Linked DNA regions of Homo sapiens: regions 1, 2, 4, 5, 6 and 7 are each linked to region 3. A link is a loop called in an ENCODE intact Hi-C map of the cell type or tissue named here. Cell type or tissue: heart left ventricle. All regions are shown on one strand. Region 1 has its middle 7.4 kb from the start of SNX19. Region 2 has its middle 120 kb from the start of NTM. Region 3 overlaps NTM (neurotrimin). Region 4 overlaps NTM (neurotrimin). Region 5 has its middle 150 kb from the start of SNX19. Region 6 overlaps NTM (neurotrimin). Region 7 overlaps NTM (neurotrimin).

Region 1 (4,000 bases), 750 kb after region 3:
TCTCTTTTTCATTCTCAATCAATTTACTTAAATTTTTTTCTTTTTTACTGGTCTTTTAAAACAATAAACTTTTGGCCTTTTGATCTACTTTATATTATTGATGCTTCCTGAATCTACGTTTTCATCCAGTTTTAGAACACTATCTGCCAAAATCTCTATAAATTTTTATCCTCCTCCATTCTCTTTATTATCTTCCTGGAACTCTTGATCATATAAATATTAGAATTTTTATTTTAGCATTCATTTCTCTTCATTTTTCTTTCATATATTCAGTTCCCTAGTTCTCTATGCTATAGCCTAAATAATTTCTTTCAACAAATACTGTAGGTCATTAATTTTTTCTTTGGCTATATATAATCAACTATTTAACACATACATTAAGTATTTTATTTCAGTAGTCCTATTTTTCATTTATAAAAGTTTCATTTGGCTATGTTTTGAAACTGTATGGGCATCTTTGACAATCTGTTATTGTTAGAACATACTTGTATTTCATTCATTTTGAGCTCATACATGGATCTTCTATCTTAAGCAGCAGACAATATTCATATCCACAGTCCTTGTGTTCTCAATCTGTTGTTTATTTTTTCTGATTCTCACTCATGTTAGCCTTCCTTCTCATAATTGATGGTCTTGGATTTAGAGTTCATAGTACTCTATATTAAATGTGTGCTTATTTCATGGTCTTACCATGAGAATATTTTCTTCCAGAATGGATTTCTTTTGTGTCTTCCAGAAGCTTGGAAATGCCACTGACCTGGAACTTCTTCAAACCTCTTCAAGGATTGTGGCTCCAAGTGGAGTCAGGGGCTCAGTTTCACCTCCTCCTGCTGGAACAAGGCTCAGAACCTGAATTACAGATCTGATAAGGACGTCTGTCCCTGGGGCCACCCTGCTCCTTTCATCTGCTCTCCACTGACAGTTCTATCCTCATCTCAGAGTTGTTTTCTGTTTCGTTTTGCTCTTATTTAATAGTTTTGTTTTTAGAGTGGGATGGGATAGTGTACCTTGGACTTCTCACCTATTTTGTGTCCTCATTTGAGCCCATTAACTCATCAATAACTGTTTCCTATTCAGTGTCTGGTTGTTCTGCAGAGGGAAGGGCTATTCGAGCATTTAGTATTGTATGCAGCCAGATGAGGAAGTTAAGCCTGGATCTCCTTAACTTGTAGTTCAGTGCTGTTTCCACTTTTGAATGAAATGAAAAAAAATATTGGGAACTATCAAGATTATTATCTTCCTTTTTAGTATCCTCATAATCAAAATATGACCATTCACATAACCCACAGATAGAAAAGAGGTAGTATGAACTGAACCCTGTCCCTTCAAAACTCATATGTTGAAGCCATAGCCCTCAGTATACCTCAGAATGTGGCTCTATTTGGAGATAGGCATGTAAAGAGGTAATTAGGATTAAATAAGGTCTTATGGGTGAGCCCTAATCGAATATGACTGTATCCCTATAAGAAGAGGAAGAGTCACCAGGGATGCGTGTGCACAGAGGGAAGACGCTGAAGAGGTGGCCTTCTGCTAGGCAAGAAGGGAGGCCTCAGGAGAAACCAAATCTGCCAACACCTTGATCTTAGACTTCCAGCCTCCAGAACTGTGAGAAATAAATTTCTGTTGTTTAAACCACCCAGCATGTAGTAGTTTGTTCTGAGCCGTAGCAAACAAGTATGGGAGCTTACTCAGTATTTCTCATGTCTCCCTTATTCCTAGTACGACCTGTTACTCTTGTCTTTTTTTTTTAACCTTTTTTTATTATTTATTTATTTATTTATTTATGTTTGAGACGGACTCTCACTCTGTCGCTATGCTGGAGTGCAGTGGCACGATCTCAGCTCACTGCAACTTCTGCCTCCCAGGTTCAAGCAATTCTCCTGCCTCAGCTTCCCGAGTAGCTGGGACTACAGGCGCGCCACCACACCCAGCTAATTTTTGTATTTTTAGTAGAGACGGGGTTTCACCATGTTGGCCAGGATGGTCTCGATCTCTTGACTTGGTGATCCACCCGCCTCGGCCTCCCAAAGTGCTGGGATTACAGGCGTGAGCCACCGCGCCGGGCCTGTTACTCTTGTCTTTATGGGAAATTCAACCCACCCTTTAAGGCCAGCTCAAAAGTCATCTCTTCTGTGCAACTGTTCCTAATTTTCTGCCTTCCCATATTTTGACATATTTTGATTATAGCACTTTTTACATTGTGTCAATATCCATCTCTTGCATTAGACTGTGAATTCTTTAAGAAGATAAACTATATAAAGACCATGTTTGAATTCCCAATATCTGGCTTAATCCTCGTGGGGTGAATGGATAGACATGGGACTGACAAATGAATAAGTAAGATGCAGTTTCTCCTTAAGATGCCATACTTTCTGCTGCCCTCTGGTGGCTATTTTGCTCCATCACCGCGCCTAAGGCAGGATGTGGAGATGCTCCTGCCAATATCCTAGTTCTTCATGGATGCTTTTAGATGATTCTTTCCCAAATTACACACAATTTCCTTCTTTTCTTTTGGTATCACCATACTTTCTTTACTCCTTGTATTACTCTGTTCTCATATTGCTATAAAGAACTACCTTAGACTGGGTAATTTAAGAAGAAAAGAGATTTAATTGACTCACAGTTCGGCATGGCTGGGGAGGCCTCAGGGAACTTAAAATCATGGCAGAAGGCAAAGGGGAAGGAAGCATATCTTCATAAGACAGCAGGAGAGAGAGAGTAAAGGGGGAGGCACTACACACTTTTAAACAACCAGATCCCACGAGAACTCTATCACGAAACAGCGCTAGGGTGACGGTGCTAACTCATTAGAAACCACCCCCATGATCCAATCACCTCCCACCAGGCCCCACCTCCAAAACTCAGGATCACAGTGCTACATGAGATTTGGGTGGGGACACAGAGCCAAACCATATCACTCCTCGTATTACATCACCTTCCAACTTCCTGGTCATTCTTCTCACTTACTGAGAACATTTGTACCAAGATCCTAGTCCTCTCTACCCTAACATTAGTGACTTCCTTGACCATGTAGATCATCCTTCTCCAAAACATAGACTCAAAATGTCTCCTTCAACCCTAGCCCTAGGTTATCCAGACCCTATTTCAGAAACTCATCTGGCCACACCCAGACTTTATTACCACAAAAACATTTTCATCTTTAGGCATGTAGCCTCTGTAGTAGGTCACATAATGCCCCCTTCCACCAAAATATGTTCACATCTGGACCCCCAGAACCTGTGGGTATGTTGTTTTACTTGGTAAAAGAAACAAAAGATAAGACTAAGTTAAGGGTCTTGAGATGGGAAGTTTCTCCTAGATAACTGCGGAGGCTCAAAGTAATCACAGGGCCATTTTAAGAAGAAGGCAGACCATCCTGGCCAACATGGTGAAACCCCATCTCTACTAAAAATGCAAAAATTAGCTGGGTGTGGTGGCACACGCCTGTAATCCCAGCTACTTGGGAGGCTGAGGCAGGAGAATCACTTGAACCCAGGAGGTGGAGGTTGCAGTGAGCCGAGATCGCCCCACTGCACTCCAGCCTGGTGACAGAGAGAGACTCCATCAAAAAAAAAAAAAAAAGGCAGGAGGGTCAAGGTGGGAGAAAGAGATGTGACCACAGAAGCAGAGGTTGGAGCATGTGGTGCCATAAGCCAAAGATCACAGGCAGCCTGTAGAAGCTGGAAAGGACAAAAAAGAGATTTTCCCTTAGAGCCTCCAACAGGAACAAGCCCTCTCAATCCATCTTAGACTCCTGACTTTCAGAAATGTAAGAGAATAAACATGTTTGCTGCAAGCTGCTAAGTTGATGGTCATTTGGTAGAGCAGCCATAAGAACAAACACAGGCTCTGATGGACCAATCTTGAGCCACAGGTCTTTTTCTTCTGGCTCTTACTCACTTGCTCCCAGTACAGCTCATCCTCTCCTCACAGCTGTTTGTCTCTCTCCTGGCTTCGTTTTCCTTCCCAGATACCTAGACTCCATGATTTTCCACTGTAA
Region 2 (4,000 bases), 430 kb after region 3:
GAGAGGTTGTAAGGCTGAGTTTCTAGTGGTCAGTGTCAGGGCAAGTGGCCAGAACCTGACTCACAGGGAAAGGTGGAATAGGAAGGTGGCCCCAATTAGCCTGCACTCCCAGTTAATCTGAGTGAGCAATGCTTCCTACACTCAGGCATGGCCATGCCAGAGCAAGAGAGCTGGGCCTGACCTCCTTTGAGTCTTGCCCAAGAAGGCTCCCGCCAGAGTGTGAGAGAAATACAATGGCAAGGAGGATCCGTGGGACCTCATATTGTTGTTTTGCCATGAACATGCACCTTTCCTCAGCTGCCAGGGCCTGATTGCTCTACGGGGAAGGGAAGGACGCCCCTATTCCTGTGACCATCCTTCCTCCTAGGTTCCTCTGCCCAGCCCCATCAGAGGCTGTCTTCAAGTTCCAAGGGGGTTGGGAGGAAGGTTACTGTCACACTGGTGCAGGGTTGATTTAATGTTAAATTCAGTTCAGAATGGTGATGAAAATCCTAGACTGCATATTCTAATTTCCAAACTCAGATTGCATTTGTAACTTAAATAGAAGATCTGTTGCTTAAGAACTAATCTGGTATTGAACCAGCCAGCCACAGTACTGTCACAGAGATTGCCTACTGCCTGTGTTCATTCTGACTGGCCAGTGTGTATACCTGCTTAACAGTGAGCAAAAATGTCATGAGCCTGTCAGGATTTTCTTCACATACAGGTAGAGATTACAATACTATAAGGAAAAACCTTTTAAAATATTGAATAAAATGTGAGATTTCAAGCTTTTTAGACCAACTTAATGTACTTCAAACTTGTTTGCATGCTCTTTTGTATTTTTTTATCTGCTCTTTAATCTATGCTATCGGTGTCACCATTTGGATTTCAAGAAAATAATCCAATCAAGCATATGCTGAAATTGGGTAGGAATGAAAGACCACTAAGAGACAGGAGTAATTCAGGAGTTAATAATCATTTAAAACAGTTTTTCAAATTATCAATTATGATCCATTAATTAGCTATGAAATAAATCTAGTGAGCTATGGTTGAGTGTTTTTGTAAGTGAAATTGAATAGATGAAATAAAATAGGAAAAGACAGATTAGAATATAAAATGTCAGAGTACATCCTCCATCTTAAGATTAAATGTTATTCAGTGATTCTTTTGTTTGTTATGTGAGTATGTGAGTGTATAGTTCTGTGTGTGTTCTGAGCTGAAGCTATAAAATCTATTTCATACAGGGCTTCAGTCAAAAAAATGTTGAAAGCCTCTGAATTCCAGCATATACAAAATCCATAAAAAAAAGTCAGGAATCAAAAGCACAAAGGCAGCATGAGAAATAGCATAGAACAAGGAAAAGGGAATAATACACGTAGGGATCAGACAAGTTCCTGGTTTCTGCAGCCAGCCCATTTTCATTCTATTTTTCTAGAGTAGAAGGTAGTGCACTCACCCAGAGCTCCTTAAAAGGCATCTTACTCATTTCACCTTTGTCAACAGAAGGAAGAAGGAAAGGAGAAAGAAAGCGAAGGATAAAGACAAAAGAGAAGGAAGAAAGAAAAAAATTAAAAAGCAAGCATGTTAGTGAAGACAGGTGGGGAAACTGTCACCCCCATCCCCCTTTTAAAACAATCTCCACCTACTCAGGATCTGGAGGACGTGTGCCTATAAATGACCACTTTCAAATGAAGGAAGTTCCAAGTTACAATTAATGAACAGTACAAACCACTTTGCAGTGTTGTCACACATGACATATAAAAGGTTGTGATACTAACAAAGTGATCGCACTATGTGGAATGCCCTGGTAATTAACCTTATACGCTGTTTTATTGAACACTCCTCTTGTGCTGATCGAGGAAAACTGACATGTGTCGATAGAGTTTGCAGGAATATTTCACTACACGTGGCATCTTCCCAGGGTTTATATTGACTGGAGAAGACACTATCATGCAGGATGAGCTACACTCGGGGCCGCCACTTTGTGCCGACTTTAGGTGGCACCTTCCCAGTGTACGCGACGGGAACGGCACTCCCTGGAGTCCTGAAACGCAGTGGCCCTGACTACGCACAGCTGGGGCTCCAGGGCTTCTGCTACAGTGCCCCCTGACGGCCAGAACCCCATCTGCATCTGGGCATTGAGTGTTAGGTATTGATTTTTGCCACTACAGGTGGTCCCAGCTTAATCTTCGTGTGCTCCCACCATGGCCTTCTCCTGGGCTGCTGAGGTCTCTTGACTTCCAGGTAGCGAGTATGGCCTCATTTTTATAGTATCCCTAAGTCATCTGGTGGGGCTGATTCCAAGAAAATCTTTTTTTTTTTTTTTTTCAGTACGCTGCCAACAAAAGCCTCATCCTATCTCCTCCCTCAAGTGTACTTTTTCAAGGGCTGGGGAAGCCTGCAGAGCATCTGCAGTCAAACCCTTTCTAGCGCACCCAGCTGTCATTGACCTTCCTCTCAGCACTTAGGTTTTTGCACCACCTAATTGAGCTCTCATTAACTGCTATCTGTGCTGCTCACTGTAGTCTCGTGTATTCCTGTTAGTCTTGGCTCCTTAGAGTGTGAATTCCACAGTCTTTGGTATCCTTTACAGCAGCCAGCCCCCTGCAGTGCCTGAAAGTACTAGCCACACTTAGAGGTCAGTTGCAAGAAATTAGTTCTTTGAGCATCCTCCTCTTTATGTGTGAAAAGTGCTTTGAGGACCAATGGAACCCTTTTGGAGAACTTATGAATGCTTTGATCATGGTTTCTGAAAACATGAAACAGACAAAATAAAAATAAAAACAAAATATATATGTGCTTTGCACACATCGGTTTTCTTAACACTCACCATAACCCTATTTGATAGGTATTTTTTCACCACAGTTTAACTGAAAAAGAAATGGAAAACCAAAGAGGTTAATTTCTCCAAAGTTGTAAATCTAGCAAATAGCAGAGCCTGGACCCCAAGTCTGTATTCTTCAAGAAAATAGTCTCTCGTGTAGGTTATCCCTGTCTTAAACTTTAAATAACTCAGATAGATTAAAAAATGCTTCACCTCTGCCAAGGAGTCATTCCAGTCCTCAGGAAGCCTGAGGGCATTCCTTCTAGGGAACTATTAGCTAGTTATCCAGGAGCTAAAGGGCTTCGGGCTGTGTCCCATGGCCTCACAGTGGGCACTGGTCTTTCATAAGAAAATCACCTACAACTATCAAGATGCCAGAGAGGCAATGGAAAAAGACATGATTCAAGTGAGTCACAAAATCTGGAGGAAAATAACAAAGAAATCCAGATTCAAAAGATTTAAACAAACAAATGAAGATACAATAGTAAGGCGAAGTAATTGAAGAAATACACAAAGCAGGTCAGAATATACGGACAGCTTTCTACAGACCTGATATTCTTTTAGAATATCAGCACTTAGGTTCATTGCTATGGGCTCATTGCTACAGGAAACAGAACTCAAGGATTACATGGCCAGAAGGTTAAGTACTGCCAAACCCAAGTGAAGCTACAATAATGATTTTAAAATTGTATTGAGCACATATTATGCTCAGCACTGCATTCAACTTTTAATTTATGTATATTGCCTAAACTAATGAAAACCTGGTGAGGTTGATTGCATCAACAAATGGTCATTGGTCTTCTAGCCAATAGGAGTAGAGCAGTGAACAAAAGAGACAGCACTCTCTTTCCTGTTGGAGTTTACATCCTCATAGGAATGCATTATTAGAAGTAGGATTATTCCTATATGACAGATAAGTAACCCAAGGCTTACAAGGGTTAAGCAACTTGTCCGAATCACACAGCTACTTGATTGCAGAAGCCTCAGATTTAAATCCAAATCTGTCTGACTCCAAAGCCCAGATCGAGGCCCACCCTCCAATGCCTGCAGCTGCATTTGGAGTACATTGCCAGTTTAGCCACCTATAAGATCCCATTGTTAATTATCTTACTTACTGGAGCATTATACACACAGTCTTTATTGTCCATTCTGGCCCTTGATCATATTGTCATTTACTATTTTCTAAAAGTTTCA
Region 3 (4,000 bases):
GGACCTACCCAGCTAAGTTTCCAAGGGTGAAACCATTGGTCCAAGGGGTTTGCTTGCCAGTCCTCTTCAACACCAAAGGTGAAAGCCATAAAAGACTCTCCCAGATTATGGATCTGGACCCCAGTCCTTGCCCCTGGAAGCAAAGTCAAGCAGACGTCTGGGCTTTTCTCTCTTCTAGAAACAGGGCCATTTTCTTTTAGGGGATTTAAATGGAAAACATCCTCTGCCTGAAGTCTTGAGTCACCTTCATCTGAGACGACACACAAAACCACAGACAAAATGCTGGCAGAGGGTCTTCTAAGTCAAGGCCCTCTGTGGAATTTTGTACTCAGACAGTCTGTGGGTGGAGGGTCACATGATGAGAAATGTACAAGCTTTGGAGTCCAAGCTGGGTGTGAATTTGGTCTCCTCTAGGATATAGCAGCTGCGAGAACTCGAGTAAGCCGCTCAGCCTCCCTCGGCCTCAGAGTCTCCTTTGGTTAAAATGAGATAATCCTACCTCCCTTATTGGGCTGTCATGAGAAATGAAAGAACAAAAATGCAAATTCTCTTGCTCATAGTAGGCACTCAACAAGCAATGATTAATTAATGCGGCCACCATTCCAAAAAGTTATAACAATGCATTTGGCAAAGGTTCAGTCTGTATTACTGGTTATGTAAGATACTAATGAATTATTATAATAACATTTGTGAAATCATATCCTAGCCAGTAATAAGAATTTAAAAATGTGTTGGGAAAACCACCCGTGATATATTGGGTTTGAGCCAAGAAAGCCAGTCGACAACAGATGAGCTACTCTGCTGTTTAATATACTTAATAAAACAGTGTAGCTGCCCGAAATTGCTGTCTTGCTAAACAGAAATATCCCAAGGGTTTAAACAGAAAAGATAAATGCTCTCTTCGTCTTATACAAGAACCAAAGTAAAGATGGAACTGGGGATCTGGAAGCTCAGGCAGGATCAGGAAGATGGGTGCTAGGCGAAGGTTGAGGTCTGCTCACCCGGGCTAAGCATTTGAAAAGAAAAGAGTCTTCAAATATGGTGGGATGAATGCAGGAAATGGGACTTTGGAATCCATCTGGCACACTGGGAGCTTTCTTTTCTAGCAGCAAGTGAGTAGCTGTATGAAGATCCAGATGAAAGGGAGAATATAAGACCAAATTCTGTAAACTATGAGCCCCACATCTTGGTCCCTAATCCATGCATGTCTTGGAGCTGCAATGAGTTTAGGTGCCTGATAACCTATATCCCGCGGGGAAGGTTTTTCTGTCTTTCAGAGAATTTCAGAGAAGCAGCATTACAGGTAACCAGACAGGGAAATCAGGCTTGCAAATAACAATGGCAATATTCTTGTAACTGCAAATGGGAACAATAAGGCTGGTTCTGTTACACTGAGCCAACACCAGATTCATGGGAACCAGAAAAAGACTACAATCATAGCAATGAATGACTTCAAATGAAATGAAGCAATCCCACACAAAGAGTTCGCTTGCCCGACTGATACCAGCGAGTGGCCAGCTCTCTGGTGTTTCAGCATCCTCAAGGCCAGAGCATCCCAGCTGCAGGGAAGCAGAAGCACCATCCAGGTCATGCTGATCACTTTACAGGCGACAAGCCAAGACACACTAAGGACGTCCAGCCGCTAAGCCACAAACACCAAACTGAGCTTTAGGATTGAGCTTTCTTCCTACTATACCAGCCTCTCCTTTTCAAGAATGACAGCCCTAGGAGTGACAAGAATGTCTTGGGTAGAGAAGGAAGACTTTTTATGAACTGCATTCCTTTTCAGTGAGCTCTTTCCAGTTTCAGTGTAGGCGGTGGCCAAGCACTTGTGCAGCACGTCTGCTTCTCTGGGAAAGAGAACGTGTGCGTGTGGCACTACTTCTCATGGCCACGCGAGGGCGCCCGCACCCCGTGCTAGGACCCTTCCTCCTGCCTACCTGCTCACCCTACGCTGTGTGTGTATGTTTTTTCCATGAGGTCAGAAGTATCAAGGTTGTAAAATAACATATTTTCACTTGTTTTCTTCCTACATCCAAGACATAGCATTTCTGAAGTCAATTATCTCCCCGAGTTGCCATCATCTCCCTACCCTCTTTCTCTTTGTGCCGCCTTTCAACCCATCAGAGTCTGACACCAACAGACGGGGGAGTGGAGGTGTGGGCAAAAATGAATTTATTTTTTCTCACTGGTGATGTCAAATCCTTGTTCTGGCACTTTGTTTTAAAAGGACTTCTGCAAACGTGAGATCTCTGTTCTCCAGCCTCAGGAAGGAGAGCCGAGAGAGTGGAGGGCTGCCATGCTGTCTACAGAGGGTCTCAGGTGTCACCTGGGCCCCCCAAGGTACAGGTCCCTTTAGTACCATTTGTCCAGCAGTGCTCCCAGTGAGGGATGGAAGAGCATTTTTGCAGAGTTCCCAAAAGCAGACAAAATTAGAGCAGCAAGCATCACCCGCTAACTGTATCACGTCACTGTCTGGCACCATATTTAAATGCAAGCTTTGTCCAGAGGTGGGCAGGTGACCCAGATGATGAAGAGATAAGAAGAAAGACACACACACTGAAACACATACACACAGACAATGAGGACACAATTTGCAGTTCTTACAAAGTACAGGCCTGGGGGCTGGCAGAAAGGGCCCTGTGATCCTTTTGGGGCCACCATAATGCCCTGCTCAGAGAAGGCCACCAGCCTCCTTTGTCCTCTAAGGTAGGCATCCTACAAAGTTAGTGGAAATGGACTGGTCAACCTCAAGTCTCTCCACTCAGGAGCCCACAGGCAGCCCTGAGCATCCTCCTGGTCACCAGCTGTACCCCAGTGGGCACACAGCAAGGGTTCTGGGGTCACCTTCTTGATCCATTGTTGTACTCACAATTTACCACCAGAAACCTCAGGAGTTTTCTGACCCTCCTGCCCTCCCTAGCCCTCTCCATCCCCATCTATTTTTAGGCTAAAGCCTAAAATAGACAAGGAACGAGGTCACTCCCCACCCCCACCCCGGCACCGTGGTCTTCTCTGTTTTAAGGGAAATAGACAAGGAACACGGTCACTCCCCACCCCCACCCCGGCACCGTGGTCTTCTCTGTTGTAAGGGAAATAGGCAAGGAACACGGTCACACCCCACCCCCACCCCGGCACCGTGGTCTTCTCTGTTGTAAGGGAAATAGGCAAGGAACACGGTCACACCCCACCCCCACCCCGGCACCGTGGTCTTCTCTGTTTTAAGGGAGAACTTATCGCAAAGCCTTTCTTTTGAAGGCCAGAAAGAAGAGGCCAAGGCTGGTCCATGGGTATTTGAATTCCATAAGCCTCCACAGAGGCCCTACTATGTACCAGGAGTACTAAATACCTAAGTAGAATTGTGTCCCTTTCCTATTGGCACCAGAGTCTAGTGGGAAAATATATATATGAATAAACATTCTGTCATACAATTAATGCCAGCCTACAGCACCATGAACAAGACAAGGTGGGTTTGAGCCTGGTCTGATGGGTGAATAGGAAGAGGCCAGGCCGAAGAGAATGGCCTGGAATCCCAGGGAGACTGAAAGGGTGAGGCACTCCAGCTGTCGGGGTGTCTGATGCGGTTTCCTCGGAGCTGCAGAGCCACACAGCGCTCATCCAAACACGCCCACGCGTGCTTCGTGAAGCAGGCCCAGTGTCCTCGGTGGGGGTGCGGTGCCTTCAAAGGAGGCTCATTTGCTCAAGTCGCCGCCTCTGCCTTCACCTGGCCCCAGAAGCCTGGCTCGCTGGCATCCCTGCCTGAACCCTCAATGCATTCGGGCCTGTGCTATGCTTTGAGGCCTCCCCAGAGGGGAAATGTTCAAGGGTCCCCTTGCTGCTCTGCTCCTGGTGGGGAGGGAGGGACAGCACCACGCAGGCTTGTTCCTCCCACACCTGCCAAGAAGGCCGGTCCTCCCGGACCCATGGTGTGGAAAGCCGAGTCCACTCCAGAAACAGGCAATTTGTGTAGAAAGACAAAGAGAAAGGGATGTGCACGTGG
Region 4 (4,000 bases), 270 kb after region 3:
TGCTCCAGGGAAAGCCGGTCAGCTTCCCCTCTCCCATCCTTCACCCTTCCTTCCTGACTCCCAGGCCCTCTTCCTGTTCAGCTAGAGGCCCCCTCCTCTACCTGCATCTTCCTTGCTTTTTTGTATTAATTGCTGAGATGCTGTGCCATGGGAGGCTGCTGCTAACAAAAGATTAGCCCTTTTTACAGGAGGAGATGATTAAAAAAGGAGAGATTTTTGTTTTTAAGACAGATGAAAGAAAGCCCAAGGAGATGTGTGTTTGACCCTCCAACATGTTTCTTCAGGCTTCCTGCAGCAGTTCTTAAAGGCGCTTCCAAAGGCAGGCTTTATGAATGCAAAATGAAGTCAGTGCCTTGTGCCTGCTCCAGAAGAAAGGGAAAACGGGGCTTTTATAGACAATATTTCCTTTATGGCTCATGCCGCTCCCCTGCCCCCGTGCCGCTGCACCACTTCAGAGGCCTGCTCGACCTTCTCAAGGTCACTCCACTCAGCAGGCCCCTTGTGCCTCTCCCAGGGACCAGCAGAGAAGCTGAAAGGGCCAGGTTTTGTTTTCTGTTTCTCCTCAGTCTCAGTAGAGTCCTTGCCCGGGGGCAGAGACACCTGAAGTTCCCAGCAGGGCGGTCCCAGTTAACTACCGTGGGACTCCTGCACCTCTCTGTGGAAGGCAGCCAGAAGGCTGTGCCTAAGCTTCTCCAGGTTTCCTCCCTCCAACACCTCTTTGTAGCCCAGATGGGGGCTCTCAGGGGCAGCTTCAATGAGGACTCAAAGTGCAAAGGGGTAAATGTCCATTCTCAATCTCCATTATACACCCTCCTGCTTCCTTCTGCTTCTCAAACAAGTGTTTGATGCTAATACTTTGCAGTCTTAACTAGATTTCGCTTCACAGTTAGTATTTGGCTGTACACCTGCCTGTTAGTTGTTTGCTGACATCAATGATTTCTGTCATGGCTTGCATATCTCCAGTTAGTGGGGACAGTGTTCCTCCTATGTAGGCCCTGACAGCTTTGGAGGGTGCAGATAATGTCTTAGCAACCTCTTGCCTGCTGCAGTCCCTGCCTGGCACGGTGCTTGGCACAACATTGATACTTGCCACATGCTACCTGATTTCTGTTTCTCCAAAGGTAGTTTCTGATGCATGATGGGTGAACCTGCTTTGGGATGATATGATGCCTCTGGAGTAAATTAAAGGAATTGCCTCACCCTCCACTGAACAATAAAGTCAGGTTTGTGGTGTGACAGAATGGAATCCCTGACAAAAGTTTTGCAGATGATCTGAGTGCCGATGTGATGTCTGCAGGGCAGGAGTGATTTAGCTGAGAATACGAGAAAACAATGTCACTGATGAACTTGGGCTTGAGTTAGAATCTTTGTGTGCCAAAAATCCTGGAGCTTTGGACAAGGCATCTACCATCTCGGAGCCCCAGTTTTCTCATCTGCAAGGTGAAAACAAACTGGTTGATACCTCATAAGGTTCTGCAATGAACTCACACCAGCCTCAAAGTAAATACTCAAAAGTGGCAATTCTTTTTGCCCAAAGGCTGATCATTATCTGGTAGAGAGGCACAAGATTAAAATTTTACCTAGAATGCTCTTCATATTTTCAATCACATAAATGTTATACAGTTTTCAAATGTTAGCACCTTCTAGATGCTTCACCCCTACTCTGCCTCTCCTCTCCACAGAATTCATTTTTCTTCCTCTTCAAAAGTCCAAGGATTTCACAGCTGCCTCTGTCATAGTACTTCCACTTTCTAACTTACGTAAGCTTCTTACAGGCAGGATAGGGGTTTGCACATCTCAGCAAATATTTTGCAAACGTGAGCAAGAGAAGACAGGCGTTTTGTCTCCCTCTTTTGGCCGGGGAGGGTGTTGGCCATTCCTGGACCAGAGCAATCACTTCTCTCAATCGACAGAACAACTGAGTGACCCAGTGATTAATAACTGGCTTTTAGTTTAGGGGAGGCCTGGAAATGCCCATTAAGGGGGGCACTGAGGCATTGCACATTAATCCTAAACACTTCCCCTTAAACCTAAATGAAATAACTAACTGTTGCATAATTCAATAAGAAGTCCTGGCTGGGGGCCGCGCTACTTTCGGAGTAACCAGTGAATAAGTACCATCCACGAAACTATTAAGTTAATTTAAAATCCTGACAATTTAGCACCACTCTGGTGAGATAAGAACCATTTATTAAAAGGCACAGTTCATTAACCCAAATGCTACTGGCATATTTGCTCAGAGAAAGGGGTGGGCCCGAACTTCATCAGGAAGCGTCTCCTCTCCCTGCCCGGGAGCCAGCCCTGGTTCCAGCTGCAAAGCCAGGAAACCTCGAGGGCAAGAATGTCCTAGGAACTCTTTCTGACCCATGACTCCTTCCCCTTTATACCCATCAGGGATGACCCTGTAGTATTTGAGTTAAGGCAGAAAGTATGACAAAGCCCAAATAGAGTGCAAGGGAGGTGCTGGAAGCCTTTTGTCCCCACTTTCAGCCTTTCTGTGGCTCTTCCCTTTCTTCAGCCTCCTCCTCCCCTGGCTGACCTGTCCCACCCCTGGGTCCGAGGAATGTTTCCCACATATGTTCTGCATGTCCCACCTTTGTTCTTAGTCACTGGGATTTTGAGTCTGCAGACTGGATGCTGCTATAAAATATTACACAATTCCACGAAGTGCTGTTTTCCAGGGCATTGTATGTAGCTCTTGTATACAAACTGACAAGCAAAGGACAGTGCCAGTGCAGAGGGCTGTCTTTTGTGACACTGTTTTTTCTGGCCACATAATAGATCTGCTTAGGTGAAAACTTACTGAATCTCATGACAGGCACATTGAGTCACTTCGGTCCTCTCCTGAGAGCCTTGGGTTTCTTCCTTCCTTTTAAAAATCCAGTCTTGTAACTATATTCTCTGGACACCCTCAAGCCACTGATAGAAATGGTAAGTGGAGTTAGTTGGTCTGGCTCTGGGACCAAGAAAATAGTAAGCCAGTGCCTGTGGCTAGAGACAGACTTGCGTCTTCAATATTTAAAACGTAAATGCTACTCTGTGGTCTTAACTGCAAAAAGGGAACATCTTAACTTTCTGAGTCGTTTTAATCACCTTGAAAAGAGACTTAATGTGAACCAATGTTTGTATGAGGAAAGTGCCTTTACCTGTGGTCTTTGGAGCTGCTCAATGAAAAGTTACTTATGCATGTACATTTATCCATTTCCCTAGAGCACATTTGTGCACTCTGGGAGGAGGGAAAGAGCTTTTATCCACTTCTCAGAGTGATATACAGTCATTCTCCCTTATCCACATTTCAGTTACCTGCAGTCAATTGAAGTCCAAAAATAGTTAAATACAGTACAGTGTGATATTTTGTGAGAGAGATCAAGATCACATGTATATTACTTTTATTACAGTATGTTGCTATAATTGTTTTATTTTATTATTAGTTTTTGTTATTAACCTCTTAGTGTGCCTAATTTATAAATTAAACATTATCATATGTTATATATAGGATGTATAAGAGGAAAAATAGCATATATAGGTTTTGGTGTTATCCAAGAGTTTCAGACATCCACTGGGGATCTTAGAACTTATCCCGTGAGGATAAGGCAGGGCTGCTGTAGTAAGGTTGACTTGACTGTGTGGCAAGATATTTGTTTGTGTAAATTGTTTCAATATATTCTTAAAATCCCTCAGAGAGATAAGGATTTTAATATGGCCACTAAATTAATAAGTGACCAGAAAGTAAATGAAGTTAAACAACTTGTCCCAGTTTCTAGATAGAAAGGAGGTATATTTCATGTTTTGGAGGGATGATGCTCTTACATTCATATATCACTTCCCAGTAATAATAAAGAAATTTTCTTTCCCTTTTTAACTCTGACATTATTGAGCAATTATCTACTATTTACCAAATACCACCTTAAGTCTTAAAGATCAGTGATGAACAAGACAATACCCTGTCATTTTGAATTAATACCTTAGTTGGAGGAAATAAACAATATGCAAGTAAACA
Region 5 (4,000 bases), 610 kb after region 3:
CTCTTCTCTCTGTTTCTCTCTCCCTCCCTCCCCCTCTCTCTCTTTCTCTCTCTCTCTCACACACACACACATAATTAAACATGCAAACACCAGTCAGTCCAGCTGGCCATTGATGAGCACCACCCCGCTGCAGTGCTAATGCTAGTAGTGGCTTCTGTTCATTCACTAAGTGTTTCTGGAGCTACTAGCAGGTGCTGTTCTAGGTACTCTGTGCAGATACCTGTGGGTCACATGGCACAGTGCGGGCCTCGTGGAGTTTGTGGTCTCTAGGGGAAGGCAAGCAAGCAGAGGCAATTGCAAGGACTTGTGACAACAGTCCTGGCAGAAACATGCTCTGGGACTGCAGCGACACAAAGGAGGAGATAACATGGACCTGTGGGGATAGGGCTCGGCTCAAGCTGAGGGGTGAAGTAAACAGGGCCCATTCAGGCAAGGAGGGAGAGAAAGTCCCTTCCGGGGCTGCAGCCACATGGCAACGTGACCTGAGGGAGCTGCAGCGACCAGGTGGGGTGGGCGCAGCCTCCAGAGATGAGGGTCCTGCCAGGGACAGCATGCTCTCAGGAAAGGTCTGCTAAGGCTTGTGAGGGGTCTTTGACGGCTTTAAACAGGTGAAGAACTTGAGCCTATGGTGTACTGGGTAGATGAGCTTGGCCATGGTGTGGATGGAATATGAGTTTCAGGACTGGACAGAGGAAGATAAGTGGAGCCCCTTGCCACGCTATAGGCAGGAATGGGAGGGTTTGGTTTAAACAGCAGCGCTGGAAACAGAAAGCATGACAGGAAGAGAGCTGGGAGGGAGTGAAATCCATCAAACATGAAGGTAAAGATGGAGGGAGAGAGAGAGGGAGGACTTGAGGATCTGCGGTTTCTACTCTGGACAAGATGAGGTACAGCAGGAGAACAAGTTTGGGGCTAAGACTTGGGGTCCAGTTTTGCACACACTGAGTTGGAACTGCCTGTGTACAATTAGGTGAAGATGTCCAGTAAGCAATGGTATATATGGGTTTGAAGCTTGGGTATAATGTCTGTGTTGGAAATACAGACTTGGGAGCAGCAGATATGTTGATGCGGCCGTTTATGTAATAGCTACTTCCTTCTAAATGCTGTGACCACACCTGTCCTGGTACATTTTGTTGCTGGAGGGAGAGGTAGCAAGCAGCAGGTCAGCATGCTGAGAGTTAGGTACAGAAGCTGCCTAGATTTTGAAACTAGAAGGAAAAGTCCAGAAAATGCAAAGGAAGGTAAAACCTACCATTCAGAACAGCTTCCAAATCAAATCCCTCCCTCGGCCCTTCAATAAAGAGGAAATAGAGAACAAAGAATGGCAAACAGAGAGTTTTTAAATAAATCATAATTAGTAACACACATATGGGCTCCGTGTGGGTGAGCAGTTAGACAGCTAATTATACTGAAGCAGCAAGCTCATGAAGCCAGAGAGTCTCACCCCAAATGTGGGGCTTCCAGCTACTGCCGAGATGCCTGGAGGGACCAGCGCTGCCAGTGGAGCTCATCCAGACCTGCGATAGTTGATCAAGGTGGAGAGAGAGAGAGAGAGAGAATAACGTGAATCCACATACTGAAAATTTTTAAGCACCTGCAAGAGCAATTGGGCTTCTGGGCTAACTGTAGGAGAAATGGATTCTCTTAATCAAGTACCACCCTTTAAAATTGCTGCCCTCCAGCTAATGGCTTCACCAGCTACCCCAGGACCCTTGGGGCTGGATTTGTGCATAACACGGGCTCCATCTAGCGATCGACGCTGGAAGCACTTGTGGTGTCTCGCCCTGTGGCTCTTGGGGGTTCTGTCCCAGTGATACAAGACTGGAATGTTCCGGCATGGGAAAGCCTGTGTGTGGTTAGAGGACTGATTCTTCCTCTAACAGTGTGCTGAACTACAGGTAGAAAACGAATATTCATTAACAGAAGAATTGTAGAAATAGGCCAGGCATAGGAAACCGTTGTGAATTTTCTTGTTTCTCTTCTGCAATTTATTTTGCACGGTGCTTTTTGTCTTCCACAGCCTCGGGCTCTGTTCAGGATTAGCAGCTTCAATTGTGGTTTTTCTATCCTTTTTAGTCCCTTTCTCTCACATACATGAAGAACAAAGGCTTCTTCAAAACTGCCAATATCAACTTGGAAACATCAGTGATCAAGAAACCCTGGAAGAGGCAAGAGAGTGGCAGTGAGGCCCAAGTTCCCTCCAGAAGCCTTGCTTGCCCCTGCAGTCTTTCGCTGTTGCACCTTCTTTGTTTTCTTCCTCTGCAGTTCACTTTATACACACACACACACACACACACACACCGCTCCTAACCAAGGACACGCTGGGAAATAAGTGTAGACAAGGGCCAAGAAAAAAAGATTACAGGGCTAATGTGGTCAATGCTTGGGTGGGAGGAAGAAATTGAGGGCATACCTTTTTATTGTTTGTGAAGAAAGGAATTCGGGCCGAGTGCTGAGGACAAAGGGCCACGGTAAGAGGAAATAGAGAGCAAAGAGCATTTCTCTGCAGAGAAAGCAGCAATTTGGAGTGTTGTGAGGTCTTGAGAAGAAGGGGACTGTTGGCAGGTCTCGGGGCTGGCAGCTATCCAGCAAAGCCTTGAGGCAACCTCATCCCATAGATGATCACTCTAAAGCACAGAACAAGTTGGTTGTGAATCCTGCTGATGGTAGACCCCCCACTGCAACATCCACTATGAAATCAGAGGAGGGAATGAAACAGGAAAAGAAGAGCTGAGAGGAATCTCTTTCCCTCCCAGGCACATTGGATGGCAAAAGCTCACAGATACAAGGTATCCCTGTCGTGCCTGCCTCTGACACAGACCACATCCCTTGAGAAGAGAACTCAAAATTCAAACATTCTATTTCTTTTGCACATACACGCAGAAACAAGGTTGTTGCCAACACTTCCAAATGGAAAATGGTAGTCTGAATACAAAGGGAAAGCAGACTGTTTCCCTCTACGAAATCATCTCTATGAAATCAGAAATAAAACTGCAATAGAAGCACGAAAAGCTTGAGCAAAAACCTTCCCTGGGCATAAAAATGAGTTGAACTGAGCAAAATCATAAATGCAAACCTTCCACACCACTTTTGTTTGCCATAGGGGATAATGCACCAGCATAGAATTTAATGCCAAATTAAATGTCCCATCCACCTCTTCCAGCAACATCGCTGTAAAAGGAGAAAACAAATCAAGGTTGCAGCTACTCTTGCTGAAGGATATTGGCTGATGGAACATAAATAAGTATATAGTAACCATTTAATCTGGGCATGGGAGGCCTTGGGCCCAGAAGGGTCAGAGAGAATAAAGGGGTAATTATCACAAGGAGCGTACCTTAGAGGTAAGGGAGTCCATCAAATTTATTTTGTTCTGGCAACTCAAATGGCATTTTCCCTTTCTAGGCAGAGCTTTAGAACTTCCCAGACATTGCCCAATATAACTGGAACACTATTGATTATCATCAGAACACCTGGAGAGGAGGACGGGAGTAGGGAGGGGCATTTCTATAGCAGGGACTTAGTATCAAATAACATATGCTGTCTCCTGCTTGCTTCCTCAAGTTTCACCACAATAGTAAGGAGAAATGTGAATAGGAAAAATCATCCCGGGTTTGAATTCAGATCTGAATTCAAGCCTGGCTCCCGCCTTTCCCAGCCCCACAGGTCGAGGCAAGTCACTTGTGACACCCCGACCTCAGCATTTTTATACGTGCAGGGTCAGACTAGGACAAGATGTTTTCGAAAATTTCTTTCCGCTCTGTTTTTTGATGTAGAAACACTTGCAGAAGGTAAGGGAAGGAATGACTCTAAATGGAAGGGCACTGAAGACCAACGCTCGCAACGTCAGGAGAAATCAGTATTCACTTTCACTTATTTGCAGTTCCATGTGAAGAACTATCATCTTTATCTTTAGTTAAAAAAAAAAAAACCGCCATTTACCTCTAGTGAAAATGCAGACGGTTGCCTCATTTTGTAACCGCATTCCTAGAAATCTCATACT
Region 6 (4,000 bases), 94 kb after region 3:
AGCCCGTTCTGCATTTTAGAGGCTGGGAGCAGAACTCGTCTGGGTAAAGCTGGCTCCCAGGGGCAGGGAAGGTGGGAGTCGGGTGGGTGAGGACTGGTGGGCTTCTTGATCTGCAGAGTGAAGGCTGAGAGCCCCTCTAGAAGGGGATTTTGAGATCATCAGGATGAAAAAGCTCTGCATAGTCATGGCAAAGCCTGTTCCTCTGTGAGCAGGGCACCCTCTCTGGGAAATTAGAACTATTAGGAAAGCCAGTTTGTTTCCCTTGAGAAGAGGGGGGAGAGTGAGGGGCAGTCTCGGGCCCTGGAATTGGAAGAATCAGGGCACCAGCAGAGTGTGGATGTCAGGGAAAGGCTGCAAGTGCTGGGTTTCATAAGTGAAGTCGGAAATCTCTTATTAAACAAAGTGCATGGGAGGCCATTTTAGGGGATCAGTCTCCTGCCCTGGGCCCAGGCAGAACAGACCAAAACCAGAACGGAGTCACTTGTGTTAAGTGTTCAGTAATCAAACCAAACTTTGAAATGGACCAGTTTTCCAAAAAGCAGGCAATTCTGGTCAGCCAGAGTCAGAATAACGAGGAAGTCCCCTTGTCTGAACTCTATAAAGTACCCCTTAAAAAGGCCAATTTGCTTTTTGTTCTCTGTTTCTGCTTTCCTCAGCCCTTTTTTGCCTATAAAGCCAACACCCTCAGCTCATAGGAACACTCATTTTATTTTACCGATCCTAAAATCAAAAGTAAAATCCAAATGGAGCTTTCAACTAAATTCGTTGTAATTTCGTCATCTGACTCTGTTAGACTTCCTCCCTCTCCTTGAAGCAACTCTCCTCTGTTACCGCTCAATCTTCAGTAATATCTTGTGGTCCATGCCTCCCTGGGGACCGAGGAAAAGAACAGTATCTACACATTTGGAGAGCAAGAGGAAAATAGAGGTGGAAGGCTAGTCAGGAGCCAGGAAGACTGCCAGCAACCCGCAAGAGCAGTGGGCTCCGCCCACCAAGGGGAAAAGAGCTCTTCTGTCTCTCTGAGTTGTAAGGAGAAGCCATGACCAAGAAGACTTGAAAAAGTTGTTTTATTCCAGAATAAAAAAAATACTCTCTCTGAAGATGAGTGTGGCAAACCCCATACCCCACACCCTTTTAGCAATAACCCAGGGCCTCATAATTCCCTAAAATTTTATTGCTTCCTGCCTCCAAGCTCTTTTGTTGTCTACTGACCAAGCATAGCTCTTACTTTTGACCTTTTGGTGGCCACTGTGACTTCCATGAGAGAGAACTTTTGCGACTTCCCCTGCGACTGTGGTTCCTGGGATCCGTGCATGACAGCTACAAGAACCCAAACACAGTGGGACTAAAAAAGATTCTTTTTTCATCTCTACAAGGAGAGCAATCTTATGAATGGGACAAGCATGATGCAAGGGAATACGAAGAAATGCTAACTTACATTCCTGATTTCAGACATCAGAAAAGGAAGTCTACCACCCACTGTCGGCTTTGAGATCAGGGGCAACCAGAAAGGTCAGTTCAATTATAGACTACTCCTTCTCAACTCCCATCCCCTCCCATTAGCTCTCTCCATCTGTCAGGTCACTTTGCCAATAGGAGACAGTTCTGTGGGTTCTCAGCCCTACGGAATAGCCCTGGCCTACCCTAAATCCTGGAGAGTGTGTGCCTTAACCTTTGTTCTCTCTCTCTCTCCCTCACAGATCCCATTTTCCTGTGTCTCTAGCATGATCTATAGCTGCCCTCAGAGGGCAGGTGTGGCAGGTGGTGGGAGAGGGCCAAATCGCTGTCAGTGGCCTCACAGTACTGATGTGTAATCACAACTCAGCCATATACCGTAATGTGGCTATAAAGATCTCAGAACCACAGTATATGAGAGTTATGCCTGAAATGAAGTCCAATCTGTGATAAAGCAGCCAGCATTAATGCCACAAATATGTGACAGTGGGCAGAGAAATGACTGATTGGGGATGTTTATAAATATAGGAAGTGAGCTGCTTGTGGCATCCAATAGAGGGGGTTAGCAAAATGAAGACAGATGGCGGCCGATGAGCTCTCGGATTCCTTTATGGCTGCCAATCCACACAGATAGCCCCACTGCTCAACCTCATCACGCAGCCCTCCCTGCAGGCTCTCTGGGTACATTATAGGCCATCTCCACCTCCTGGCTCGGCAGAGAACTACAGCTTGCTTCCCAGGAATGACTGCGAAGATGGCAGAGAAAAATGTTGCTCAGGGCAGCCATTCTAAATATGGCATTGATGCATGCCAAAATCATGGGGCTCACTCAACTGTCTCATAGTAGTTTTTATAGAAATATAGAATGCCATGTTGGGGAAAGGTTTTCAACATTTCCATCTAACCCATTCAAGCAATGCTGGAATACTCCTGAGCACATTTTCCCAGCCGTGGGAGGTATGCCCTTCCCCAGGTGAAGCCCTGCATCTCTGCCCTTGCATTGACTTTGGATGTAAAAGTTCTCTTCCTGGAGCTTCCATTCTCTGGTCCTTGGCAGCAAAATGAGCAAGGATCAACCACTCTTCCTTCAGAAGATAGCCTTGCAAATACTGTAAGAGGTCTTCCTCCCATGCATGGACGTGGCTTTGGTTCCCCCACAGGGACATTAAAAGCTCTATTTTGTTTGCTCACATATTATGGGGTCCTGTAATATTATCCTCCAGGCCGACGTGGGGCCTCTCAAACCTTTTAAAAATGGGATGCAATGATTAGACAGTACTCTAGGGGACTGCCTGACTGGTTTACAGTAATGCAGAACTCTTGAATATTTTGTTTTATATACTATAAAAGGGAGAGGGAACCTCACTCTTGTAACTTGTGGGAAACTTACAATCAGCAAAACAGATAGTTTATATTTCTGTTTTTGTTTTGCTTTGTTTTGTTTTCTCTCTGTCTTCTTTTGCTGCCCTGCTATGACTAAGCTCTGCTTCTCCAATCTGTGAGGCTCTTCCTAGTTTCCAGCCTCTGTTTCCCATTGCTCCTCAGAGCAGGGTCCATGTGACCCTACAGCAGTCTCCACCCTGATTTTGCCTCTGTAATCAATCCTGATCTCAAACACAAGAGATTTAAAGAACAGCAGCCCAACACCTCAAGCTCCCCATCAATTGTTAGCTGGACTCAGACCTTGCATTTCTTTTGATTGCCTAAATTCTATTTTAGTCCCCAAGTCCGGTTTCCTCCATGTTATGCAGTTCTGATTCCTGGCTTTCTGTCTTTTTCCTGTGACTATCTTGCTAAGCTTCCAGGCCTTGTGAACCTCCTGCATGGGATACTCTGCTTGAACCTTATCAGCCTTTCTTCACAAGAAGTAATGTATCTCATTCCTCCTCCTCAATCAGGCTGTGTACTTAGTGAAAAACTGTCAAAATAATAAATACTACATAAGCATAAGGGAACTGGATCCTCACCATCACCCTATGAGGGAGATAGTTACAAATATAGTCCATAGATGCAGATATTGAGACACAGAGAAGTTAAGTAACTTGCATAAGGGTTCACAGCTGGGAAGTAACAAAGCCAATTTTGAATTTCATATAGTTTGAGTCTAGAGCCTATGCCCTTAAAAGCCATACTCTCTGGCCTCATGATGAATATATTCAGAAAGAATGAATGAAAGAGTTATTTTATGTATGTAGCTCCCCTGTCTCTGTTCTCACTGGAATACTTACCCACTCTGACCCACCCCACTTCCCTGCAGCTCTCCCCTGTGGTATCCACCTTGTCCCTAAATGCACTGGCCTTTTTTCTCTATCCCATTATCTACTGCTCAAATCTACCTGAAAGACTCTTTCAAAGAGCCTCTACTTCCTGCCGTTAGATAGATCATAACTGAATCTGACATCAGATATGACATAAACCTATATTTGAATAATTTGCTTGGGGGACCTAATTATAAAATATTGCATTTTTTCCCTGTGAAATTCCATTATCTTAGATATGGCCCATTCTGTCAGCCTGACAAGATCTTTCTGGATTCGATCACCTG
Region 7 (4,000 bases), 160 kb after region 3:
GCAGCCAGGGACACTCCACCAGGCCCCTGTATAATCAATATTATCACACTGCTAAAAGATAATCATAATGCTTTAGATCCTTAAAGCTCCTTTGAGCCTAAAAAAGTTCAAAGCGCTTTCATATCAGTCTTTTCATTCTGTCTTCCCTGTATCTGACAGTGGAAGAAGGACTTGGGAAGGAAGCCGCTCTCAGTCCTTAATCCTGTCTCCAAGAAACTTGAAATTCCTGCACCTTCCCCTCATGTCACAGGCTCAGGGAGGAGCTGACATTGACTTGTTTTCAAAGGACTTTTTTTTTCTGTCTTTGGTCAGTATTTCCGGTCTAGCTGGCTTGGCCATCTCTGTGGTCTGTGGACCTCTTGGGTGCCTCCTATGGAAACCCCAGAGGATGGGTGCAGAGCCTGTAACTCCTACTCTGAGGGCTTGACACAATGTCTCCTCCAAACTGTGGGTGAAGGGAGGCTTCCTGGCAACAGCAATGATAGTTTATATTGTTTTGTCTGGAAAGCAGGATCTACTGGTGGAAAGAATTGATCTCACTTTGCACTTTGGGTTCAGGCCTTCAGCCACGGAAGGGCCACAGCTTACGCGTTCACACAGTGAAGGTTGTGAAGCTCAGGGACGGGGAGCCATGGAGCCTTCCTGGAGAATGTGAGGAGGATGCAGTGTCACAGGCTGAAATGATCCAGTCACGGAGCAAAACAAGGTATTAAGTGCAGCTGGAGAAGAAGGGGCTGGGAAGAACAAGAGGAAATGTCCCGAGATCTCAGTGGTGCCAAGCGTAGGACTGAATAATCGGGTGCTAAATTGAGCCATTGATCAAGACCAAGGGAGGAAAAACTTTGCAGAAGCAACTTTGAGTCAAGACAGGGAGAGGGTGGGGGGCATGGGGCTGTCCCTTCAGGAACCACACAGGTGTCTGGGGGTCTGCCTGCATCCTCGTCATGGATCTTGGTCTGGAAGGTGGCTAAGGAGACGAGAGAGTGGAAGCGAGAAGGCCAGGCATCCCGTGGCCCAGCCAGCACATGCTGGGGCTGGGAGAGGATTCCACGGCCTGCTCTGTTTTCTCCATCCCTCCCTGCTGCCATCAGCTCAGGAGCTCAGAACTGGGCTGAGTCTGCTGTGGGGGGAACAGGAGAAGCCTAGCTGAGAGAAACTGAGGGCAGTAGAGAGGGAGGAGCACAGCCCTGGCATTTGACTTTGGCTTCTGCCCTGGTGGGTGGGAATCCTCCAGGAGGCACCCAGCTGTGGGAGTCGGCCTCTGGGCTTTCCATCCAGGTGAGATCACATGGGCCTGTCTCCAGGCTCTGGTTTGAGGACAGCCCCTGCCTGGGCTGGCAGAGCAAGGGCAGCACAGAGCAAGGGGAGCAGACGTGGTCTACTGAGGCCTTGCAGTAGGAGCTGGCAGCAAGGACATGGACAAAGATTTTAAATATATTCAGAAAGTGAACAAATGAGAGACAAAAGAACCAACTCAAAAATGATTTTTCCGTAATCAATTCAGTACATGCCACCGTGTGCATGCACCCACTGGCACACAACAAGAAGTCGAGCAGTTTCATCCACTCGTGTCCCCAAGGCTCATGGTCCATGCAGGAGAGCTTTGGTGATTAGGCCTGGAATTAGCAAGTGGAATGCGCAATTTGGAACTTGTGGGTCTCGGTACTTGAGTAGGTGCTTACCTGTCTAGACCCTGTGCTGTTTCTTTTCCCTTCCACTATCAGTGGCGATCTGTCTAGACAGCAGGTGGCGCTGGCTTCACTATGGCTGGAAATTCTGGACCATAGAATAGGGGCCGGGCCCTGCACCTGCCATCCCAGGTGTGGACAGGCTCTTCCGCTTTCATATTTTGAAAGGTCGCCCTCTGACACAGAGATTGGCTTTGCAAAGTGCTTTCAGTTACAATGGGATTGAGCAAATGCCCCATTTGTGCTGTAAGAGCTGAGGATTCTGGGGTCCGAATGGAACTAGATGTTGCCTATTTAGCAGTATGCACAGAAAGGAGGTGGAGGACGCAGCTGCCAGGTGCCACAGTGTGATTGCCCAAGACAATAATCCCATCATTCTGGTGTCCTGCAACTGGGAATGGAGGAAAATCAATCCTAAGCAGAGATGAGACCCAGTCACGTAATATGTATAACCTCGGGGTTTCTGTTTTGTTTGTCAAGTGCAAGCACAAAGTCTAGCTTACATGAGACCTTAGGCTTCAGATTGAAGTTTGGAGGCACTAGCATTGCTGATTTAAACCATTCTTAAGCAGGGAGGGAAATGAGGGGGTGTGCTGGAGTTGACAGGGTAATAGCATGAATCCCATGAGAGCCCTGGCCAGCGGCAGGCGAAGACAGAGGGTCTCTGGCAGTCAGACTTTGATTCAATTAGGGCATGGCACTGCTGCACTCTTCCCACTGGCTGGTGTCCCAGCCTTACCTGCTGGGCTCATGGCCTGGCTGGGGCCTGAGGGGATGGCTTGGCTCCTCCTGAATCTCTGCTCTGGTCCAAGGAACCCGTGTGTACCAACCACCTGCTTCCCTGCTCAGATGCCTCTGTATGTGGTGTAGGTCTCAGAGGAGTGTACGATGAGCTCCTAGAAGCACCACTCATCACGTGGCCTGGAGCACAGGACACTGTCCCCCTCAATTTGGCCAACAGCCCTGAAGAGGTCTTAGTCTCTTCAAAATCCATTTTTTTAACCTGAAGAACTGGAGTTCCCGAGAGGGTGACTTCCTCAAACCGCACTTTAAGTTGGAGGCAGAACCAAGGTTAGGACACAGTATGGCCCTGTCCTTCCACACAGATGGCTGCTGGCTCCTTCCAGAGAATCAAGAGGCACTGGCTGCTGCAGAGGGAGCTCTTCCCACGGCCCAGGGGGCCGTGCAGACCCACCCAAGCCAGGACGGGGCAGAAGGCCGAGCTCTGCACCAGCACCCCCACAGACCCGGTGGACTCCAACTGGGGCACAAACCTTGACTGCAAAACTGGGGAAATGAGCAGACAGAAAGAGATGGGCACAGGATGAGCTGAGCATTTGTTCATCCAGTTACAAAGGCCCCCAGGACTTTTATAAACGTCTAGTGGTCATAAAATAAAAGCAACAATCATCAAATGATCATAAAAGTGATATGATAGATAGAAATTGGTTTTTAGAATTTTTAAAAAATTAAGGCTGAAGTTATTGGACACTTAGAAGAAGTTAGTAGTTTGACCACAGTCTTGTAACAGGTAAGAGTTGGAGCTGGATTTGAACTGAAATCTGTCTGGCTCCAAGCACCGTCCTTTGGATGGCTAGGAAACATGAAAGGGCAGTTGGTAAGCAGACCCATCCACTCTCCATCTATGCTGAGAAAACACAGACAGAGGTACTTTACTGGGCTTGGAGCAGGTTTTGCTTTCACCTGGCAGATTCCCTGCTGCTCTGGGCTGAAGTGGTGGGAAGTACAGGGCCAGGGAGCCAGGGTGATGAGTAGAAAGCCCGCTGCGGATGAGCTGCAAGGCAGGCGGAGGGATGCGAGAGTGACAAGAACCACACAGTGTAGGGCTCATTCTCCGAAATGGAGCCACACAGCTTTCCCCCTAAGTGGGACAGTTTGTGTTGCTTCATCCCGCATGTAAATTTCAACCTGATGATGGCTATGCGGCCTCCAGGCCCATGACCTTTCCTCCACAGGCACCGCCAGGAGCTCAGCTACTGAGACAAGGAGAAGAAACTCTAGAGACGTGGGAAACTGGCCTCTGGCCCACCCCCGAGATCACCTCCTTCAGAAAGCCTTTTCTAATCCTTCTGCTCAGTCATTTCCTTCTTGCTTTGATGCCCTGAGATATGTGTCTTTATATCATGAAAATTGGCATCATCTTATTCTACCAGTCTTATGCTACTTGAAGCAATGGGCTGAGGAACATGAACCTTCAGTTAAACAGTTTTCTAGTTACACAGGTCTCCTTTACCTCTTTGAGCTCTATTTTCTTATCTCTAAAGAAAGAATTAGAATCCCAACCTCCTCTC

The links. Hi-C counts contacts between places; a loop is a spot of excess contacts. Peaks named below come from ENCODE experiments on the same cell type or tissue, not always from the same donor. Only the 100,000 strongest peaks of a DNase experiment are listed, where the experiment ranks them.
Region 1: it touches region 3 in a loop (9-fold over the local background); 68 of 110 quality-filtered maps call a loop at or near these places.
Region 2: it touches region 3 in a loop (8-fold over the local background); 32 of 110 quality-filtered maps call a loop at or near these places.
Region 4: it touches region 3 in a loop (4-fold over the local background); 18 of 110 quality-filtered maps call a loop at or near these places.
Region 5: a loop joins it to region 3, with 11 times the contacts of the local background. A loop is called at or near these places in 75 of 110 quality-filtered maps.
Region 6: a loop joins it to region 3, with 30 times the contacts of the local background. A loop is called at or near these places in 37 of 110 quality-filtered maps.
Region 7: a loop joins it to region 3, with 2.4 times the contacts of the local background. A loop is called at or near these places in 6 of 110 quality-filtered maps.

What each region holds. Positions count from the first base shown.
Region 1 is chr11:130,921,869-130,925,868 of GRCh38, reverse strand. No RefSeq gene overlaps it. Among named protein-coding and RNA genes, the nearest start is that of SNX19, 7.4 kb to the right of the region's middle. In heart left ventricle, a CTCF peak has its summit at 2,387 (motif pointing left); a DNase peak (open chromatin) is centred at 2,395.
Region 2 is chr11:131,244,859-131,248,858 of GRCh38, reverse strand. No RefSeq gene overlaps it. Among named protein-coding and RNA genes, the nearest start is that of NTM, 120 kb to the left of the region's middle. RefSeq lists an enhancer at 2,166-2,811. In heart left ventricle, a CTCF peak has its summit at 2,099 (motif pointing left); a DNase peak (open chromatin) is centred at 2,058; H3K27me3 peaks cover 840 bases.
Region 3 is chr11:131,672,043-131,676,042 of GRCh38, reverse strand. All of the region lies in intron 1 of NTM (neurotrimin), which reads right to left. Among named protein-coding and RNA genes, the nearest start is that of NTM-AS1, 10 kb to the right of the region's middle. RefSeq lists an enhancer at 1,734-2,028. In heart left ventricle, a CTCF peak has its summit at 1,891 (motif pointing right); DNase peaks (open chromatin) are centred at 1,882, 3,629 and 3,821; H3K27ac peaks cover 468 bases; H3K27me3 peaks cover 20 bases.
Region 4 is chr11:131,406,070-131,410,069 of GRCh38, reverse strand. All of the region lies in intron 1 of NTM (neurotrimin), which reads right to left. Among named protein-coding and RNA genes, the nearest start is that of NTM, 37 kb to the right of the region's middle. In heart left ventricle, a CTCF peak has its summit at 1,834 (motif pointing left); no DNase peak of the experiment used is centred here; H3K27me3 peaks cover 109 bases.
Region 5 is chr11:131,062,316-131,066,315 of GRCh38, reverse strand. No RefSeq gene overlaps it. Among named protein-coding and RNA genes, the nearest start is that of SNX19, 150 kb to the right of the region's middle. In heart left ventricle, a CTCF peak has its summit at 1,756 (motif pointing left); a DNase peak (open chromatin) is centred at 1,750; H3K27me3 peaks cover 3,101 bases.
Region 6 is chr11:131,578,176-131,582,175 of GRCh38, reverse strand. All of the region lies in intron 1 of NTM (neurotrimin), which reads right to left. Among named protein-coding and RNA genes, the nearest start is that of NTM-AS2, 39 kb to the right of the region's middle. In heart left ventricle, CTCF peaks have their summits at 1,973 and 2,175 (motif pointing left); a DNase peak (open chromatin) is centred at 2,133.
Region 7 is chr11:131,509,736-131,513,735 of GRCh38, reverse strand. All of the region lies in intron 1 of NTM (neurotrimin), which reads right to left. Among named protein-coding and RNA genes, the nearest start is that of NTM-AS2, 29 kb to the left of the region's middle. In heart left ventricle, a CTCF peak has its summit at 1,751 (motif pointing right); no DNase peak of the experiment used is centred here.